Linked DNA regions of Homo sapiens: regions 1 and 2 are each linked to region 3. Evidence: chromatin contacts called from ENCODE Hi-C or POLR2A ChIA-PET data. All regions are on one chromosome and are shown on one strand. Each heading gives the region's core, a stretch centred on a gene start or an enhancer-like site at or near the end of the contact. The rest is flanking DNA. Distances are from core to core; before and after follow the strand shown.

Region 1 (2,763 bases), core at 214-2,713, 590 kb before region 3:
AGCCTCTGGAACCCGGCCTCCCCACCGCTCAGACAGCTGCCCCTGCCCTTCCAAGTCGGCAGGCCAGTCCCTCTCTAAAGACAGTTCAAGGGCAGTGCCACAGCCACACCTGTATATTCCTTGGGGGAAGCCGTGTCTCCATTCCTGAAGAACTTGATGGTGGGATAGCCGCGCACGCCGTACTGCTGGGCCAGGTCAGACTCCTCCGTGGCGTCCACCTTGGCCAACCTGATCTCGGAACCTTCTGCCTTCAGCTTCCCAGCGGCTTTGGCATACTCAGGGGCCAGAGCCTTGCAGTGGCCACACCAAGGGGCATCTGGAAGCGGAAATGAGATGCTAGAAAGCAGCCTTGATCCCTAAAGCAGCCTTGATCCCTCAGCAGTGCTTCCCTTTTTCCTCTGGCATTTCCCTTCATAAAAACCTTATCTACTCACCAAGATAACCCCTCCTAACGCACAAGGCTGAGCTGATAGCCTGGTGTTCTTGGGCAATATCAGGACAGAGGCCGTGAACGACAAACTACCACCAACCAACACCAGCCCCCACTCTGCTATGTCACCATCAGCACAGCCAGACAAACCTTTCAATGGTTGCTGACTTCTTATTCCCCACAGGCAACTAAGGCAAGGATCTCCCCTAGACTTTCCCTTTAAGACTACAGACAAAAGTGAAGAAGTGACCGTGGCGGCCTGTACCAGCACTAGCTGTGAGTATGAGATGCACATCCGTGCACACAGACCCTGAGTTGCTTAGGGTGAGAATAAGACGATCTGTCAATAGAGTTAGCAGCTGTGTCAGGCACAAGGTTCCCACCCCAGGGACAGAGCTCAAATCCTTATGGACGTGAGGAAGGCTTGGGATTCTCCTCTGAGACACCATCGGAAGGACTGCTGTGGCAAGCTGAAGGTGGGGTGGGCAGGAGCGGGGCGCCTTCCGGGTCGGCCCCCGGGGAGGACTCGGCAAGGCTGGACACTGGCTTGCTCTGTTTGCTCACACAGGTCGATCCTGTTCTTCTCGCACTAACAGGAAGATCCTGCCGTGCGCAGGGCGGGCATCGGGACGGCCCCCCGGCTCCCAGCCCGGCTCTCACCCCCAGGGAGCCCCTGACATGGCCCCCAAGGCGGGCAGCAAGGGAGCCCTTCAGTTCCGGGCGCGCCGGGGGTCCCGACCCCGGGGGCTGCCGGGCCGTGCCTGCGTCCCAAGAGCCTGGCTCAGCGGCCCCGAGCCCCGCCCGCCCGCCAGGCCCGGCGCTCACAGAACTCCACCAGCAGGTACTTGTGGGCCGCCAGCGCCTCCGCGAAGTTGCTTTTCCGCAGCACCAGGACGTGGTCCTCCTCCTCGGGGGCGTCGGCGCGCACCAGGGCGGCCACGGCCAGGCACAGCAGAGCGCGGCGCAGCATGTCGGACACGGATCAGGCGGGGCGCTTCGGTTGGCGCCGCCGGGACAGCGGGGGCGACGAGAGCGCGCGCCGGTCCCGGCCTCGCCTTTATAAATCCTGGGTCCGGGGCGCGCCTGCCCCCCCGCCCGCGCGCGCTGGCCGCGGCGCGCACGCGCCGCTGGGGCCCGCCTTCGATTGGCCGGCGGACTTCGAGGCTCGTCTTTGCCGCTCTCGGATTGGACACTCACACCAGGCCTGGCCCCGGATTCGGAAACGCTCCTGAGTGCTCCCTGGCCTTCGTTCGGGATTGGCCGAGGACCTCGCGCTCGCTGTCTTTCTTAGCCTCTCATTGGCTCCCGACAAGAACTTTTTCTGCCTTGGCTTCTAATTGGTGGCTTTCGCCTGCACCTTCCACGGGTCTGGAATGGCTGCCCCTTTCGGTAGCACGGACTCTGCGCCTCCTGATTGGCCAAGGGATGCGCGCACTCTGCGCGTTCCTTCGTCGAACGTGGCAGTGGGGAGGAGTTCCCAGTTTAGGGGCGGAGCTGCGGCTGCGCTTCCGAAACCCCTCGTGTTGCATTCTGACTGGACCGCGTACCCAACTGGCACGCCCCCCGGCCCCCGGACCGGAAGTTGGGGTGACGCAATTTCCGGCGCGCGTGTCAAGCGTGCGGCGGCGGCCGTGGAAGGTGGGGTTGGCCGCCTAGGGTCGGCGGTGGGCTCGGTGTGGGATAGCCGGCCCGGTCCGACGCGCTCCGCGAGGTCACGCGAGACACTCACCGAGGCATGGCGGCAGGGCCTGGGCATGGGAATCGTGCGCACAGTGCGAGGAAGCCTCGGAGGGGATACGAGCACAGGGCGGGTGGTTAGGAGAATGGGGCTGGAGAGACGGGCGGGAGGGGCGGGACCTGGGCCCCGGGGACCTGCCGGCTCCCAGGCCCCAGGAAGACGCTGCTCATGCGTGGAGCGGCCGCAGGAAAGGTACTCCCCGCTAAGGCCTTCAGGGAGCGGCCCTTTGCCCTGTGCGATCTCTTCCTTCCTTTCCCACGGGTTGCCAAATCCTGTGACGCTGCCCCTTCTCTGGTGCTTCTCAGATGCTCTGGTCGGCTCAGGAGACCTCGCAGCTGTTACACAGCTGTGGAAATACCCTGGGCGCTGCTTCACTCCGAAGGCAGCAGCTGGGTTTGCCTCCCGACTCGACCCGCCACCGAGGCTCCTGAGCACTTGAAATATGGCCAGTCCACCTGAGACGGGCTGTGAGTGCGCAATGCACATCAAACTTCTAAGACTGAGTGTGCGGGGCCGAGTGCGGTGGCTCACGCCTGTAATCCCAGCACTTTGGAAGGCCGAGGCGGGCGGATCACGAGGTCAGGAGTTCGAGACC
Region 2 (2,700 bases), core at 201-2,700, 750 kb before region 3:
CACCCCCCAAGCAGCCTGTGCCCTCTGGCCGCACTGTGAGCTGGCTGTGGTGTCTGGGTGTGGCCTGGGGCTCCCTCTGCAGGGGCCTCTCTCGGCAGCCACAGCCAAGGGTGGAGGCTTCAGGTCTCCAGCTTCTCTGCTTCTCAGCTGCCATCTCCAGTGCCCCAGAATGGTACAGCGATAATAAAATGTATTTCAGAAAGCATCAGCGTTTTTTCTTTAATTAATTTTTTTGAGATGGAGTCTCACTCTGTCACCCAGGCTGGAGTGGTGATCTCCGCTCACTGCAAGCTCCGCCTCCTGGGTTCAAGCGATTCTCGGGCCTCAGCCTCCCGAGTAGCTGGACTACAGGTGCACCCCATTACCATGCCTGGCTAGTTTTTGTATTTTTAGTAGCGACGGTGTTTCACCATGTTGGCCAGGCTGGTCGTGAACGCCTAACCTCAGGTGATCCACCTGCCTCGGGCTCCTAAAGTGCTGGGATTACAGGCATGAGCCACCGCGCCCGACCTGCATCAACGTTTGCTCAGGGGGCAGGTGGTCAGGCTGATGGCCCAGCTGCAGGCAGGGTCATTTCCAGCCTGCCCCTCCCTGAGGCTGCGTGCCAGGGTTCATGTGTGCCCTCCGCGGCTCTGCACTGACCCCGCCGGTAGCTGGGGAGGAGTTTGGGCTTGGCGCCTCCTTCGTGTAGTGGCTGAAGCTTCCCGGGTGCTCCTCATTCCTGGGAAGGGAGTCGGGTGATGGGAACGGTGGGAGCTCAGCGCTCCGAGTCTGCGGCCGGGGGCCAGCGGGGCTGAAACGCGCCTCCTGAGTGTTGAAAGCGGCAGGCGCCGGCCTTTGCACCCAGAGGCCAGGGCGTCTCACTCACCTTCACATCCAGGCCTCTTAGGGGAGCGCGGCTTTGGCTTTTCCAGGAAGGAATGGACTCCAACGGACAGGGAAAGAAGAAGTGTGGAGAGACGGGCAGGATAAGCAGGCACTGGGCCCAAGCCGCCCTTGGAGGCTCTGCCTGTTCTGATCTGAAGGCGGAGGCTCAGCCGTGCTCTCCCAGGAAGCCACCTGGGCGTTTGGGGCTTTAGCTAGGAAAGAGGATGTCGCCTGCGGCTGCGAAGGCGCCAAAGCCCAGACCTCGCGCCTCCGCCCGCGACGGCGGCACTGGGGGCCCGGAGCGGGCGGGAGACGTGGATTACTGCGGGCTTCGGGGCCCTAGCCTCGACCGCGACGTTCGCTCGCATCGCGTACGGACAGAAACCCGTGAGCGCTGAAGAAAGAACACCTGAATCCGGAGCCCCAGCCCCCGTCGCTCGTTTGCGCGACCCCAAAACCTGGCGGGACGAGGGTCGCCCGATGTCTAGCTGCCGCCACAGACGACGCTTTTGCGTCTGCGCAGCGCGCCGCCTTGTGGGTAATCTCAGGGTGAGACGAGGCTAGCGCGAGGTACGGCTAGAGCGTCATTTCCGGCTCGAATGCCCGGCAGCCGTGGCGGCTAGAGCGTTCCTCCCCAGCTCGAATGCCCGGCGGCCGAGGCGGCTAGAGCGTCGCCTCCTCCCGGGGAACCGCGTGTGACCTTCCAGCCCGCGGACCGATGCTGCCGGCGGCCGCTCGCCCCCTGTGGGGGCCTTGCCTTGGGCTTCGGGCCGCTGCGTTCCGCCTTGCCAGGTACGCGGGATCCTGGGGCGGTCCGGGCCGGCAGGCGGGTTAGGGGGCAGCCGGGCACTGAGGGGTCGATCCGGGCGAGGAGGGCGGCGGGGCCGGCCTCCCTGCAGCGGCCAGGCCGGGCTTGGGGGTCCCATCGGGGGCGCGGGGAGGAGGCCTCCCGGTGCGCACGCCCCTTCCCTCCTGGGCCGTGGAAAGCGCCGGGGTCGGCCCCAGATGACCTTGGACGATTCCCTGCTCCTCCCTTGGCCTCAGCCTTTTCCGCAGCAAAGGCCCATCCGTGGGTGCGGCGTTTTGCGGCCAGGGGCCCCCATGTTTTGGGAGGCTTTGCGCAGGAAGATGCACCTAAGTAATAGTTTCGCCACCGCTGGGTTGATGTAGTTCATTCAAACCAGAAACTTGAGGTTTGAGTGGTATGGCTGCAAATAAACACGTGGCTTTCTAAGGCTCTTTGAAGAATTTAAAGTAACTTGCAAATCTTATCAATACGGACCCCTTGAGGTCTGAGAACCCTGGACTGGGACCAAGGAGCTAGGTAATTTCCGGCCCTAGTGATTACCAGCCTGAGCTTATGGCACCCACCAGTCCCCCAGTTGTCCTGCCCCTCTGGTTTCTGCAGCCCCTTCCATTCCAGGACTGACAAGTCTGTTTTAATTGGGGGTGGGGGCTAGGCGACAGGTGCCATGTGTCTGTGCCGTGCGACATATGAGGAGCAGCGGCCATCAGAGGTGTGAGGCCCTCGCTGGTGCACCCCTGGATAACGCCCCCAAGGAGTACCCCCCCAAGATACAGCAGCTGGTCCAGGACATCGCCAGCCTCACTCTCTTGGAAATCTCAGACCTCAACGAGCTCCTGAAGGTATCGTGAGAGGGTGGCACAGACCCAGGGGCTGGAAGTTTCAGGGCCCCTGTGTTTTGTTCCTGGTGTATTTTGGGAGTTTGGTAAATTGTCAAAAGTGTGTTTGTCCAGGTGCAAGGTCCATGCCAGGCTAGTTGCCCCTCCTCAGTAGGTTCCGGCTGGTGTGAGGGCCAGCTGTGGACACTG
Region 3 (2,807 bases), core at 64-2,563:
TGTGGTTGGGCACGTCACTGGATCCCCCAGAGACCCCGTTTCCTGTGTAAGGAAGGCCCTTTTCCGTTCACAGCGACACCGACTGCGCGGGGGCTGTTTCCCGCTCAGACTCACGAGCTACAGCTGCATCACCACCTGCCCCGTCCTGTCTGGAAACCTTATGTCCTGAGGCCGCTAGCCCCCAGCAGCCTTTAAGCTTCTAGCATCTGTGGGCACCCCCTCTCCCCTGTGCTGGCCTCCACCAAGAAAGGAACTGAAAGTCCCATCATGGCTTCCGGCCGTACTGGCTCTCGCACTGGCATGGACCAACGATCTCAGCTCTCTCTCTGCCCTCCTCCACCTGCTGAAAGTTCAGACTGCACAGTAGAGGGTCCCAAAGCGGCCAGAACCGACGAGTCACCAAAGGGGCTAATCTTCCACAGCGGAGTTCCGCACGGGCGCAGCAGCCCTGCCACTTCACCGTACGCTCCCAACACTGGCCCCAGGGACCCCGTTCTGGTAGTTTCTCAGGGCTTTCCCTGTGAAGTCAAATCAAATTTCTGACATTAAGTAGGGGGTTCAGGCTGGGCGCGGTGGCTCAGGCCTGTAATCTCAGCACTTTGGGAGGACGAGGCGTGCGGATTGTTTGAGTCACGGAGTTCAAGACCAGCCAGGGCAACGTGGCGAAACCCCGTCTCCACAGAAAATACATAAAACAGCCCGGTGTGGTGGTGTACGCCTGTGGTCCTAGTTATTCAGGAGGCTGAGCTGGGAGGATCACCTGAGGCCGGGAGGTGGAGGCTGCAGTGAGCAGAAATCGTGCCACTGGACTCCAGCCTGGGTGACAGAGTGAGACCGTGTCTCAAAAAAATAAAAAATAGTGGGTTCAAATCACACAAACCAATCCTAGATGCTGGTATATGACTGGGCTCCCTCCCGGGCCTCAGTTGCCTCATTGCTCCCGAAACACCCGGCATTCCACATCCAAATGCACACACACACGCACACTCGCGGACACAAGCACACGCGCGCTGGCAAAGCCGCCCGCGCCGCTAGTCGCACCGAGCGCTCGTTTCTTTGTCCGGATCGGGGGCGCTCCCGCCGCCGGGGCCAACCTGCAGCGGAACAGGCGCGAGGCCGCCCGCGACGGGCACGGCGGGACACGGAACAGCCGGCAGGCGGGCCCAGGACGCAGACCCCTCCCGGAGTGGGCCTAAGGGTGCCGGGACGCGCGGCACGGAGCGGGAAGGAAGTGCGGAGCCCACCCAGCCCAGCCGCCTACCGAGAGCACAGCGGTCCCCGCGCCGCAGCAGAGAGACGCGAACCGGCGGGGGCGGGGCCGCGCGCACTTCCGGGATTGGAGCGGAGCCGAGCCGACTTTCGGGGGCGGGGCCGCGCGCGCTTCCGGGATTGGGGGCGGGGCCGCGCGCGCTTACGGGATTGGGGCGGGGCCGCAAGCATTTCCTGGATGGGGCGGAGCCGAGCGGATTTCCGGGATCCGGGCGGAGCCGCAGGAGGAGGCGGGTGGTTCCTGCTAAAGAAGCCAGTTTTCTTGAAAAAAAGAAACGTGCGGGGAAACGTATCCGACAGCAAAGAACTTACCAAGGACTATGAACGTCTTGCTAACATAGAAGCGAAACTGAAGCGGTTCTCATTGCCAAAAAAGAAGATTTGAGCATGAATAAGAACAGGAATTCGAGTGAATTTAAAATCCTCAGATGCTCCAGTCTGTAATTCATAATAATGTATTTTTTAACTCTGTTCACCTTTGGAGGATGCTGGTAAGCTCACCCCAGTTTGTGGCCTGGTTAATAAAAGGAAAGCATCAAGCATTTGTCCTGCCTTTATGAAATTTACAGCAGAGTAACCAAATACTGCATGAGAAGAATTTCTCATTATAGAAGTTTTCCCGCTAATAAATGAAGAAGAAACAGTAGGATTAAAACATCACCCTATGAATTAACGGACCTAGGCAATGTCATCAATGACTGCTAATTAACATCGCAAAAAGGTCAGTTAGATATCAGAAGTACACAACACTATGAAGTAGTCTTGCCAGAAAAAATTTAACCTGAATGTGAACAAGCTTCTAGAGTGAATTACTGGAAATGTGGAAGACAAGACTGTACTAAAGGATTCTACAAGGATACAGTCAGCAATTCGAAACCTCAACCATCTGAATGGACCCTTCCGCTTGGCCAAGAGCATTCCCAAGTTATCCTGAAAAACTAGCTCAGGCAGTGATGGGAAGGGGGAGACAGACATACCTCACTCCCTCCTCCCTTTTGGAATTCAGGCACACAGCTGACCAGCATTCACATTAAAACAGATCTTGAGGTGGCCAGGTGCGGTGGCTCACGCCTGTAATCCCAGCACTTTGGGAGGCCAAGGTGGGCAGATCACGAGGTCAGGAGATTGAGACCATCCTGGCTAACACAGTGAAACCTCATCTCTACTAAAAACACAAAAAAATTAGCTGGGCGTGGTGGCGGGTGCTCATAGTCCCAGCTACTCGGGAGGCTGAGGCAGGAGAATGGCGTGAACCCGGGAGGCAGAGCTTGCAGTGAGCCGAGATCGTGCCACTGCTCTCCAGCCTGGGCAACAGAGTGAGACTCCATCTCAATAAAAAATAACAAAACAAAACAAAAACAGATCTTGAAGTTGACAAAGTAGACTCTGTAGCAATGACGCCAAATTCCAGCCTGACTCTGGTATAGGACTACATGACAGATAGGAAGCCTTGGAAGAAATGGAAGTACTTTACCCCACATTAAATTTCTTCGACTTATTTTGAAATAGCCCTGCAAAGCTGTCCCTTGTGAAGAAAA

Evidence for each region. Hi-C counts contacts between places; a loop is a spot of excess contacts on that map. ChIA-PET counts read pairs that join two places held with the same protein, here RNA polymerase II (POLR2A). Pooled maps may share reads with other maps.
Region 1: a map with no recorded cell type shows a loop between it and region 3 (18-fold over the local background). The contact joins the promoter of P4HB here to the promoter of CYBC1 in region 3. A Hi-C loop is called at or near these places in 2 of 168 maps with a recorded cell type or tissue (CD4-positive, alpha-beta T cell and naive thymus-derived CD4-positive, alpha-beta T cell), 5 of 37 single-sample maps with no recorded cell type and 12 of 50 pooled maps. POLR2A ChIA-PET finds 5 or more read pairs at or near these places in 1 of 52 experiments (GM12878).
Region 2: a loop to region 3 is called in a pooled map, with 6 times the contacts of the local background. The contact joins the promoter of MRPL12 here to the promoter of CYBC1 in region 3. A Hi-C loop is called at or near these places in 1 of 37 single-sample maps with no recorded cell type and 6 of 50 pooled maps.

The regions. Positions count from the first base shown.
Region 1 is chr17:81,859,072-81,861,834 of GRCh38, forward strand. P4HB (prolyl 4-hydroxylase subunit beta) reads right to left here and starts at 1,464. Exons shown (of 11, transcript NM_000918.4): 1 at 1,256-1,464; 2 at 110-316. The coding sequence starts at 1,400. It overlaps LOC124904086 (a long non-coding RNA gene), which reads left to right and starts at 2,039. Exons shown (of 2, transcript XR_007065950.1): 1 at 2,039-2,068. RefSeq lists silencers at 1,055-1,154, 1,365-1,584.
Region 2 is chr17:81,701,917-81,704,616 of GRCh38, forward strand. MRPL12 (mitochondrial ribosomal protein L12) reads left to right here and starts at 1,451. Exons shown (of 5, transcript NM_002949.4): 1 at 1,451-1,659; 2 at 2,328-2,514. The coding sequence starts at 1,586. HGS (hepatocyte growth factor-regulated tyrosine kinase substrate) reads left to right here. Exons shown (of 22, transcript NM_004712.5): 22 at 1-205. RefSeq lists enhancers at 331-934, 879-948, 935-1,538 and a silencer at 1,439-1,818.
Region 3 is chr17:82,449,439-82,452,245 of GRCh38, forward strand. CYBC1 (cytochrome b-245 chaperone 1) reads right to left here and starts at 1,314. Exons shown (of 7, transcript NM_001033046.4): 1 at 1,262-1,314. RefSeq lists an enhancer at 125-384 and a silencer at 1,015-1,374.